Regions from separate parts of the Homo sapiens genome. Here region 2 is linked to region 1. A link is a contact called in ENCODE Hi-C data. All regions are on one chromosome and are shown on one strand. Each heading gives the region's core, a stretch centred on a gene start or an enhancer-like site at or near the end of the contact. The rest is flanking DNA. Distances are from core to core; before and after follow the strand shown. Region 1 overlaps MCUB (mitochondrial calcium uniporter dominant negative subunit beta). Region 2 has its middle 90 kb from the start of ELOVL6.

Evidence for each region. Hi-C counts contacts between places; a loop is a spot of excess contacts on that map. Pooled maps may share reads with other maps.
Region 2: a map with no recorded cell type shows a loop between it and region 1 (14-fold over the local background). The contact joins two enhancer-like sites. A Hi-C loop is called at or near these places in 3 of 37 single-sample maps with no recorded cell type and 3 of 50 pooled maps.

The regions. Positions count from the first base shown.
Region 1 is chr4:109,647,178-109,653,002 of GRCh38, reverse strand. All of the region lies in intron 1 of MCUB (mitochondrial calcium uniporter dominant negative subunit beta), which reads right to left. Among named protein-coding and RNA genes, the nearest start is that of CASP6, 53 kb to the left of the region's middle. Within about 2 kb of position 4,207, at least 4 of the 41 ENCODE cell types and tissues checked have a DNase peak (open chromatin) inside an H3K27ac peak, as active enhancers do.
Region 2 is chr4:110,285,899-110,292,013 of GRCh38, reverse strand. It overlaps the pseudogene ZBED1P1. Among named protein-coding and RNA genes, the nearest start is that of ELOVL6, 90 kb to the right of the region's middle. RefSeq lists an enhancer at 4,655-4,744. Within about 2 kb of position 4,718, at least 3 of the 41 ENCODE cell types and tissues checked have a DNase peak (open chromatin) inside an H3K27ac peak, as active enhancers do.

The sequences.
Region 1 (5,825 bases), core at 2,958-5,457:
CATACAATTTGTACAAATGCCATTTCATTTCCTCCCACTAGAGTGCATACTCCCCAGGAGCAGGCAGGGACTTGGTCTGGTTCACTGCTGTATCCCCAGCACCTAGAATGGCGCCTGAAACATAATAGGGGCTCAGTAAATACACGTTAAATAAATGCAGGAATGTTTTCAAGATGCTAAGGAAAATAATTACCAACCTAGAATATTATGCTCAGGAAAATTACTTCAGGCTTGCTGTGATTTGATTGTGTCCCCCAGAGTCCATGTGTTGGAAACCTAATGCCCAATGCAACGGTGCTGGGAGGTGGGATCTAATGGGAGGTGCTTAGGTCATGAGGGCTCCACCTTCATAAATGGATTGATGCCAATTATAAAAGGGCCTGAGGCTGCGGGTTTGATTGAGCTTTCTCTCTCCGCCTCTTGCCCTTTCACCTTCTGCCATGGGATAATGCAGCAAGAAGAACCTGACCAGATGCGACCTCTCAATCTTGGATTTTCCAGCCTCCAGAACTGTGAACTAAATACATTTCTGTTCATTATTAATTACCCAGTCTATGGTTCTGTTACAGCAGCACAAAAGAGATTACAGCAAGGCTGAAAGAAATGAGTTTTTCAGGTATAATCAAGATTATGGCTTATTTCCACAGATTTTTGCTAAAGAACTTCTTCAGGAAGAAGAGAACTAAACTCAAGTGGAAGCTGAATAGAACACTATTATGAGCTGAACTGTGCCCCACCCCCTGCAAATTCATATATTGAAGTCTTAACCCCTAGTACCTCAGAATGTGACTGTACTTTAAAGAGGTTAAGTTAAAATGAGGTCATTAGTATAGGCCCTAATCCGACATAACTGGTGTCTTTACAAGAAGTGGTGATTTGGACAGACATGTACACCCAGAAGAAAGACGGTGTGAGGACACAGGGAGAAGACAGCCATTTACAAAACAGCCATGTACAAGCCAAGAAGGCTTCAGAAGAAACCAACTGAGCCAACACCTTGAACTTTAACTTTTGGCCTACAGAAGGGTGGCGAGGAAGGTTTCTAAACAGTGGAGGCGCAATTAGTGTGGGTGTCATAGCCCAAATGGGATGAAGACGGCCTCCACATGGGAAATAGGCTCAGAAAAAAATGTTGGAGCCCAGTTGGGGTAAGAAAGCCATCTCTGCAGGGGAAGGAGTGGTAGTGGAGATGAAAGACTGTCACATGCAGAAGAAAAAAATATATCAAGAATAATGGAAGTCAGATTTATCCTGTGCAAGAATGGAACTACAATTATGGAAAGGGAGTAGAATAAACCCTGTAGTGTTAGACTGAAGTACTGGTGTGAATTCATGGTTTTTAATGTGTAATAATGTAAAGAAATATAATTAAATGAAATTAAATATAAAATTTTTAAAAGATGCAAATGTTTAATGTACGTGTGTATGTAAGTATAGAAATTTTAAATTTTACATATTTATGTTTTCATACTGACATATATATGTATATGTATATTCTCTTTCTGAGAGAGCCTATGAGCAGTGGCACTTCTAATAACATCTAGCATCTAGCTCTTGGCACCAGATACTATGCTTACCTAAGAGGAAGCAAGCCTCCTTGGAGAAATGGCTATTCTAGGGCTGGGCATGGATAAGGACAAAATGAACCTAGAGCATCTTGCTGTACTAGAAAGCAAGGAAGTGCTCAATGGATGATGGAAGACTTATCAAAAGAACCCAGAAGGCAGGTCAAAGGGTGTCCCTGTGGTAAAATCTGGAACAATTTTTAGCATTAAATAATGATAGTAACAAATTATAATCCACTGAAGGAGATAGGAAACCATGAGTGTATTCTGACATAATTAACTGAATAAATTTAAAGTTTAATAAGGAATGAGATATTTACACAGTTTTAAAATGCCTTCACACAAAAGCATTAATCCCAAAGGAAAAATAATAACTTCAAAGGGAAGAAGCCTGACAGATACCATCTTAATTGATCAAAATTAATATTATCAGTAATGGGGTGAGTTGAAATCATGCAATGAGAATACATGGGACACTTTTGAGATATTCCCGACAAAGATGCTATATAATCTGAAGCAAATCACAAGGAAATACCAGACAAACCCAAACAGAGGCATTCTACAAAATAATTGTAATCTTTAAAAGAGTCAAATCATGAATGTCAAAGAATGTTGTACTGATCCAGAGTGGAGGAGACATGACAACTAAATTAAACTGTGATTCTGAACTTCTGCCAATAAAGAACATTATTGGAAAAATTGGCAAGATTTTAATGAGGTCTAAAAATTAGATGGTGGTTATGTACTAACATTAATTTTCCTATTTTGATGGTTGTTTGTCATTAAGTTGGAGAATGTTCTTATGTTTCAGGGGAACTGGCATCAAGTTTGCAATGTATTCTCAAATAGTTCAGAAACAAAATAGTCTTCCCACTGTGGTTACAACTTTCTTTATGTTATGTTTGAGACTGTTTCAAAATCACACAATTCTGAGAGACTGGTAGGCCAGGGTAAAAAAAATTAATAATTCAAAAACAATAGGTTTACAACACCAAAATTACCATATACAAAGATAAGTGATTAATAACAAGGGGTCAAATATTAAACCTTTTTTGCATGCCAGTAGGAAACTATGGTTACTTGGGAAATTGAAAATAAAAAATTTTTTAAAGCAAAGACACTCCTGTACAAGTTTTTATTTAGAAACCCCAAGAATATTGACAATCCTCAGACATGTTAGTAAAGCTTAAAAGAGAAACTACCATACCCTGTAACAACCCTTTTTAGAGGGTTATTATTAAAATTCTGAAAATCTTACACAAACCCATCATGCATGCAGAGCTGAATTTCAAGAATGACTCACCAAAACTCAGGTCTTCCTTTTAGTTTACACCTCACCTCAAACCCATCTTGAGGAGCCTACCATTCCCCCCTTGATAGGGGGATATGATAGTTTTGAATAAACAAATGGTATGAACCAAATCTGTTGCTTTTCATTTAATCCAGTTAGCCGGGCTGCTCCTCCATACCACACCTGGGTTCAGATTCCCCAAATCAGGCCCCACTTCTCAAATCTAAGGATTCTCAGGATGAGTCCTTAGATTTAAGAAGTATAATGAGTCCTAGCTGGACGCAGTGGCTCATGCGTGTAATCCGAACACTTTGGGAGGCTGAGGCAGGAAGATTATTTGAGCCCAGGGGTTCAAGACTAGCCTGGGCAACAGGGTGAAACCATATTTCTATTTTAAAAAATCATAATAAATGAGTCCCAGGCAGGAAAAATGAAATTAACTCTGTCCCTGACACAATGTGATGAAACTACAGAACCCCAGAAACAAAAAATTCTTATAATGCCTGAAAAAAAAAGAGATTGCCTACAAAGGAAAGCAATTAAATTTACATAAGGTGAATTAATAGACGGCAGAGGCAAAGGAGTATCTTCAAAGTTCTGAGGGGAAATAACAATCAACCTTGAATTCTATAGTCAGATAACCTACCATTTTGAACAAAACTGAGACTGAGCGACTAAAACATGTTTACTGAAAGCATTTTGCAGGAAAAAGGAAATCAAACACATAAGAAAACAGGATGTAAGAAAACTTACACACCACAGGATGTAAAACTAAATGAAGAGAGAAAAAAAGTGTGTACTTCCAAACCAATAGAGATAAAGGAGTATAAAAAAACATTTAGCCAAATTATGAGAAGATAAGAAAGGAGAAAGAAAATGAGCAAAGGAAAATCAGGATGAACAGAATGCACAGAATAAGGTGGTAGATAGATATCCACATTTGTCTGATATCACAATAAATGTAAACAGATTAAACTCAACAGTTAAAAGGACAGAAGTTGTTGGATTTATAACAACACAGACTGAGGGTTTAACTACTCATAGGCTTTCATTGAAGGCACTACTCAGCTGTAGTGAACAAAATGTAACACGAACAAGGAATAAGAATGCATGAGAAATTCTGAACAAGCAAATTGGTAAAATATATGCATAAAATAAATAAAAACTCCATCATTTTAAATGTTGTTTTCCGTGTCACTTAATATAGCGTACTTTTGTACTCCACAGAAACAAGAAATTCTTGTGTGAGGCAAGAAAAATGGTGCTTTTGGGGTTAGGCTGCTTTGTACTCCTCAGTTACATAGTTGTTTTGCTTTGAAGCTTGTCTTTGGGTTCATTAGTTCTACATCCTGTGGTGCATCATGATCTTTTGTAGAATCTCACACTGAGCGTCAAGCTTTAATGATTTTTTTTTTTTTTTTTGCTTCTCTGTACCAAAAAAAAAAAAAAAAATCAAACTGCTATATAGGAGCTCTCTTTTGATGAACTCTTACTTGCCTCTAGATCTATGTATCTCCCTAACAAAAACTGCATTTTGTAGCACAGACTAGAAAGTTATCTTAATATTTCAGTCTCAGGTACTACATGAATCATCACTGTGAAAATAAATTTTTTCTTCTTCTGGTCTGGACAGCCCAAGACGAGTAGTTAATCCACAAAATGACTGAAACAGAACAGAAACAGAATACGTTTGGCATTTGGCTAATACAGTACAGAAACAGAATACATACATACAATATTTGGCTAGCAGCCAACAATAACTTCCACCTACTGTAATTTCTCACCAGCTCCCTCTCAGCTAGACTGTATTTACATCCCTTCTGAGAACCAGGCATTTAAGTCAGTCATCCCTTTGGAACTGATCTCAACAGGACCACTGAAATTATATTCCTGTATAAATGCATTTTCCTCCTTCTCTCTCTCTTTCCTTCCATTTCGACAGGACATTGGTTTTGAAAGCAGATAACGAAGGACTACAACCCAGAGAAAAGATGTTAGACAATCTTCCTGTCCTACTGTCGTCTGTTAGAAAAAATATTGAAATATTTGGGTATATTGCCTTAAAAATACATTATTTATAATTAATAAACTTTTTCAACATCATTATGTGAATGCAGTTTCTTAAGATCTGTTTGTAATGGAAATACCTAGTACTTTTTCCTCTAGTTCAGATCACTTATGCCTGGAAGCCTTGTTTTACATGGTTTTCAACAGTGTGAAGCTGGTTTTAACAGCTACTATTTCCATCTGCCCAGCACCTCTTCCTTACACTGTCCCAACAGGTGCGGACACACAATTATGTGGGCCAGGTGCAGTTCTACATCCCTTTTACCATAAGGTGGTGGTTCAGCGGCACATTTAAAAGGGTGGGGGCTCCTAACTATTAATACTAGACTGTGGTCGGTTATTATGGGTGTGACCTTAGATTACTTAATCTCCATGTGGTCCCTGCATTTCAGTATTCTAGCAATTAAAATATGGTAAATAAACTGCACATGGATGTTTATAATGGCTTTGTTTATAATTGCCGAAACTTGGAAGCAGCCAATATGTTCTTCTTAGTAGATGAATGAATAAATAAACAATGGTACGTCTAAATAATGGAATATTATTCAGCACTAAAACGAAATGAGCTATCAAGCCATGAAAAGACATGGAGGAACCTTAAATGCATATTACTAAGTGAAAGAAGCCAATCTGAAAAGAATCAGACTGTGTGATTCCGACTACATGACATTTTGCAGAAGGCAGAACTGTGGAGACAGTAAAAGGATCAGTGGCTGCCAGGGGTTATGGGAAAGACAGGGATGAACAGAGCACAGAGGATTTTTAGGGCAGTGAAACTCTCTTGTATGACACTATAATGTAGACACATCACTACATATTTGTCCAACTCCATAGAATATACAACACCAAGAGTGAACCCTAATGTAAACTATGGACTTTGGGGGATAATGGTGTACCAATGA
Region 2 (6,115 bases), core at 3,469-5,968, 640 kb before region 1:
AAGGACGTGGCCATCAGTTCCTGCTACTGCTTGCTCTCATCACTGTGGCCAGCCTTTGTGGCCAGTGGGTCCTGCGACAACTGCTGGGATGACTTGGGCTTCGGTTTGGAGGAGGTGGGAGTGAAGGCTTCCCACATCTGCTGGGTGACTGTAAAACTCTTAGAGGTCATCTCCTTCAGGTGGCAGGACAGGTTGGAGGTGTTTCAGAATAGGTGATCTGCACCAGGCAGATGCAGCAGATTTTATTCCATGGCAAGACTCATGACTTGGTATCGGTGTCCAAGCTGCAATACTTCCACATCTTGCCATGGGTGTAGAGGTGGGCCTGTAACTTCAGGTCTATCTGGGAGATTTCCAGGCCTTTATTCTCTGTTGCTTCTCCACAAGACCCTGCCTGCTGAACTTCCACTCACTCGTGGGGACCCGGCTCTGGGAAGGCACCACCCCTCCTCAGGCAGCTCCTCAGGCAGCTGTGCCACAATCACCAGGGCACCAGCTATGTAGACGTGCAGGGCCATCCCAGGCAGACAGCAAAAACCATCTTTATTATTCTGGACATTTCAATCTATGAACATTGTATGTCTCTCCATGTATTTATTTAATAAATAACCTTATTTTTTTTAATTGACAGAAAAAATTATATGTATCATGTACACCACGATGTTTTGAAGTATATATGCATTATGGAATGAGTAGATCTAGCCAATCAGCATATTTATTACCTCACATAGTTAAGATTTTTGTAGTCAAAAACTAATTTTTCAAATGGCTCTTTGTATTTTTTTATAGTGTTCTTGTTGAAAAGATTTTCAAGTGCCTGGAATTCTCAAAACACTGAATATATTATCTAACAGAGAAAATTGGCACGGAACTTGTCACATCATGAAATTAAAACTGAGATTTCCTTGGGTGCCATGTGTACTTGTCTTGACTCATCACTTTCATAATTTTTGGTACCATTGCCGTTCACTGAATCCTGTTATCCAAGGATTTGGGAATGAAATAGAAGCCTGCTATTGCTCAGTTCCGCACGCTGTGGTTATATTTTCCAAAGTGTTAACAAAAACGTTTCTCAAGAATGATAAAATCAAAACTAAAAGAGAATCTCCCGTTCTCTGGGTTTAGACTATAAATACCTGAGATAATAGCTCTTTGGGGGAAAAGCAGTCATTTTAATATACATAAACAGTCAAAAGCTAAAAGAGAGGGTAAAACTCATTTAGTTCAATTCATGTATTACAAAGAAGAAAAAAAGACCCAAAGATGTTATTTGTCTGAGATCACCCATTACAGTGGCTATTATTAAATTATCTGGTTCCATACAAAAACATTTCCCATAAATACTCTCTAGTATGAGTGGCCTTGTTCACTATCATCTTAGTCTTAACAATACAAGTATTTTCTATTTTTTTGGTTGCTTTTACTTTAGAAAAAAAAAAAGCAGGGAAGAGCCCTGACCATTTGAGAATCTATTAAATGTATTAATAGTTTCTATTTTTTTTATTTGGCTGCTTTATTTTAGCTAAGGCTTATCTTACTTCATTTTATCTACAAGTAAGGCAACTGTGACTGGATTGACCCTGTTGGGTGGGCTGAACTACTACTCCATACTCAGAGTGAAATAAAATCACAGCACTTTATTGCAACCCTACTCCAAAATGCACTGTCAGTTAATGTAGTTTTCTTAAATACATCTTTAAATGTATCTCCTCTCTAGTTCTTAGTTTTTCTCTCATAATTCAGTCTTCAGATTTTTCTTCTCTTTGTATCCACATCTGGCATCTCTGTGTTAGTTACTAAGCTATTGTCTCTCAGCTTCAAACCTTCTCTTCTAGCTCTGTGATGCTGGGACTAGGATTCTGCAAACACTTTTCTCCTTTACCATCTGTTTTCCTGTTAAGTTCTTCTGGTAGAAGAAACTAGAGGGAGACAAGAAAGCAGGAGGAGGGAGAAGGAATTCACAATTTTCTATTTGCTTTCTATTATTCTCTGGTCACCACAGAAATGCATCCTCACCCCAGAAGCACAGCTGGTTGCAGAAGCAAATGATTCCAGATTCTAGCTTTTTTCCACCTATTAGAACTAGCCTCATAATGATACCTATCACAAGCCAAGAGATAACAGCACAAGCCAAGCAGCTCTAACAGTGCCTCTCCTTCAAGCGCATAAGCTTTTGAGAACCCCAGTCTTTTCTCTTGGTTCTACCACTACTATGGAATGCAAGCTGCTTCCTGCAGTTACTCTCTGTGTTATCTGAATTCCCTCCAATACCCTTTTAACCAGTTCCACCCCCCAGCCTTTTTTTTCTGAGATGGAGTTTCACTCTGTCACTCAGGCTGGAGTGCAGTGGCAGGATCTTGGCTCACTGCAACCTCCACCTCCCAGATTCAAGCGATTCTCCTGCCTCAGCCTCCCAAGTAGCTGGGATTACAGGCACCCACCACCACTCCAGGCATTTTTTTTTTTTTGTATTTTTAGTAGAGATGGAGTTCACCATGCTGGCCAGGCTAGTTTCAAACTCCTGACCTCAAGTGATCTGCCCGCCTCATCGTCCCAAAGTGCTAGGATTACAGGCGTAGCCACTGCACCTGGCTCAATTCCCTATGTTAAACTTCCTTGTTAAAATAATTGTTATGGTTTCTCCTTTCCTTATTGGACCCTGAGTAACACATACTCTACATCCATTCTATTGATTCAGGTCTTTTCCTCACCTCTCTCTTGCCTTCCAAACCCCACTTAGTAAAATGTTAAAGGAAGCATTCGCCCATGATTCTTTTTTCTCCTACCCTGAAGTTTGCTTGTACACCCATAATTCTTCAAGCATGTCCTTGTGAGCTTCAATTCACCCTGTTCCATCCCTTTTTTCTTTCCGTGTTAAATGATGAAGAGAAAAATCCTGCTCAAAGAGAGTAAGTTCAAGATAGTCTTGGTTCTAAAAAGAGAAGCTGAAAACCTGCTATCTTTTGATTGGCTGTCAAGACTCTTCATCAAAGCAGATGTCCCAGACTAATTTCAACAATTCTTCATCTTAAATTCAAGACTTTAAAAAACCTTCACAGACTTGCAGAAGCCTTTCATCTGAGGAACTCAGAAAATCACAGATTGAACATCCCCCATAAAGAAGAAAGGGAAATAAGTCCAAAATGTAGCCCAGACTATGACATTCTTTGAGGACAATTCTGTATGAACTAAAACTGCAGCCTGTGGACAACTGCTTGAGCCCAGGAGTTTGAGACCAGCCTGGGCAACATAGTTGGACCCCGTCTCTACAAAAAATTAAAAATTTAAAGATTAGTTGGGTGCGGTGGTGCACATCTGTAGTCCCAGCTACTCAGGAGGCTGAAGCAGGAGGATTGCTTAAGCCTGAGAGGTCAAGCCTGCAGTGAGCTATGATCTCGCCACTGTACTCCAGCCTGGGTAACAGAGCGATGTTCCTTTAATTCCAGAGAAGTTGCTAATTTTCTGTAAAAACTCCTTTATGAGAAATGATATTCATGTGGAAAGAATATTCTCTTTATACCCTGATGTGTTATTAATTTCACATCTCTGGGATAAAGCCAGATCATCAGAAAGATTTATGCTTAGAATATCCTCTACATCCCCGGCTACTCTTACTGATATAAGCTCTGATATAATGCTTTAGCTTTTGAAAAATCACCTGATCAGAAAATTTGATTAACATTCTCTTATATAAAACAATTTGACTAGGCTGGGCGCGGTGGCTCACGCCTGTAATCACAGCACTTTGGGAGGCCGAGGCAGGTGGATCACTTGAGGTCAGGAGTTCAAGACCAGGCCTGGCATGGTGGCTCATGCCTATAATCCCAGCACTTTGAGAGGCCAAGGCGGGTAGAAAACCTGAGGTCAGGAGTTCAAGACCAGCCTGGCCAACATGGTGAAACCCCGTCTCTACTCAAAATGCAAAAATTAGCCAGGCGTGGTAAGCAGGCACCTGTAATCCCAGCTACTCAGGATATTGAGGCAGGAGAATCGCTTGAACCCTTGAACCTGGGAGGTCGCAGTGAGCCGAAATCACGCCACTGCACTCCAGCCTGGGTGACAGAGCAAGACTTCCTTCTCAAAAAAAAAATAAAAAAAAAAGAATGTTCAGAGAAAGACTTACTGATCCTGAATGCTGGCTCCCCAAATTATCACTATGACAACCTGTCGAAAAGACAAAGCTGAGCTTATATTGATCTTGGGAAGGGAGTACTCCCTCCACAGAATCTTAGAGCATCTCAGAAGAGGGAGAACAAAGTCAGGATATTTACTGGGACTCTAAGTCAGTTTAAGACAGATCTTATCCGATATCAGTGCTTAATTAACACTCTGTAAGGATTATGACTTAATAGTTTAAGATTCGTGGTCACAGCAAAGTGAAGATGTAAAGGCAAGGTTTTCAAAGAGTCTTGGGTTCAAGCAGTCTTGGGGTTTCAACTGTAGTTTTGATATGGCTCCCATGACTGGAGGAACAAATTGATGCTTTTCATGAAGAGTTGATGGCCTTTTGGGACATTGCTGAAATGAATGATAATGTTATTCACAACTTTTATCTTCTTCAGCAAGAGTTTCCTAGAATAGTAAAGCTATGTTGATGAAACCTAGAATAACAAAGGCCTGTAAATATACACAGTAAGCTATGTGGGTGTATACAGTTTCGGTTCTCACTGACAAAACGAAATTTGAGCTCATTCTCAAAGGAGTGAGGGAATGAGTCATGCCAACATTTGAAAGCAGAGTTCCAAGCCAGGCCCAAGTCCAACTTTTGCAGGGCCTGTGGCAAGGTTATAGATGAATGCCTACTATATGCCCAAATATTTAAGTGTTGGAAATCAAGTTAGCAAACCTTTTTTTCTTAGAGATGGGGTCTCACTATGTTGACCAGGCTGGTCTCGAACTCCTGGCCTCAAAGAATCCTCCCATCTCAGCCTCACAAATGCTGGGATTACAGGCATGAGCCACTGTGCCTGGCCTAGTAAACTCTTAAATAAAATGTTAGCCAGGTGGGGTGGCATGCGCCTCTAGTGCCCCCTACTCCAGAAGCTAAGGCAGGAGGATCCCTTGGGCCCAGAAGTTCGAGGCTACAGTAAGCTATGTTCGTTCCACTGCACTCCAGCCAGGATGACAGAGCAAAACTCCGACTCTAAAACAAAGCAAAACAAAACAAAACAAAACAAAATGCCCAATCAACACCCTCCAATAAAACAAAATAAACTGGTTACTTTAAAAATAAATAAATAAATAAAATGTTTTAGGTGCCTACCTTGATAAATATAACTTTATAGTGACTAAGTAAAAAAACATGTAAAGTTATGCTTTTTATGTGCCTGAAAAACATCAAAGACAACTAATATATTCACACGTGTGTATATCTGAGTATTCTATTGATGTGTAGTTGAATAATAAAATAAGGACACATACACCATATAAATCATTTTATAGTATACTTATTTCATAAAATTTTATTTCTTTGCCTTCATTTGAGGAAAATCATGAATTCAATTGTTATAATAAAGATTTTCACATATTTTGTTTTTATATTGACAACAGTGATCTAAAGATACACTGTCCTATACGGTACACACTGAGCATTTGAAGTGTGAGGCCTGTCCAAACTGAGATGTATTATGAGTGTAAAATACATACTTATTCCAAGGCTTAATATTTTTAAAAAAGTAAACTATCTCATTAATAATTTTATACTGAATACATATTTAAATGGTAATGATTTTAATATACTAGTAAATAGAATATATTATTAAAATTAATTTTACTTTTTTTACTTCTTTCATGTGACTATTAGAACATTTAGAATTACAATGTGGCTCACGTTTGTGACTCATGTTATATTTCTTTTTTTTCAGCTTTATTGAGGTATAATTGACAAAGAAAAATTATATCTATTTAACGTGTTCAACTTGTTGATTTGATGTACATATACTTTGTGTAATAATTACCAAAATCAAATTAATTAACACATCCATCACCATATATATGTACTCTGTGTGTGTGTGTGTGTGTGTGATAAGAACACTTAAGGCATACTCTCTGGCAAATTTTAAGTAAACAATACAGTATTATTAACTGTAGCTATCATGCTGTACAATAGATCCCC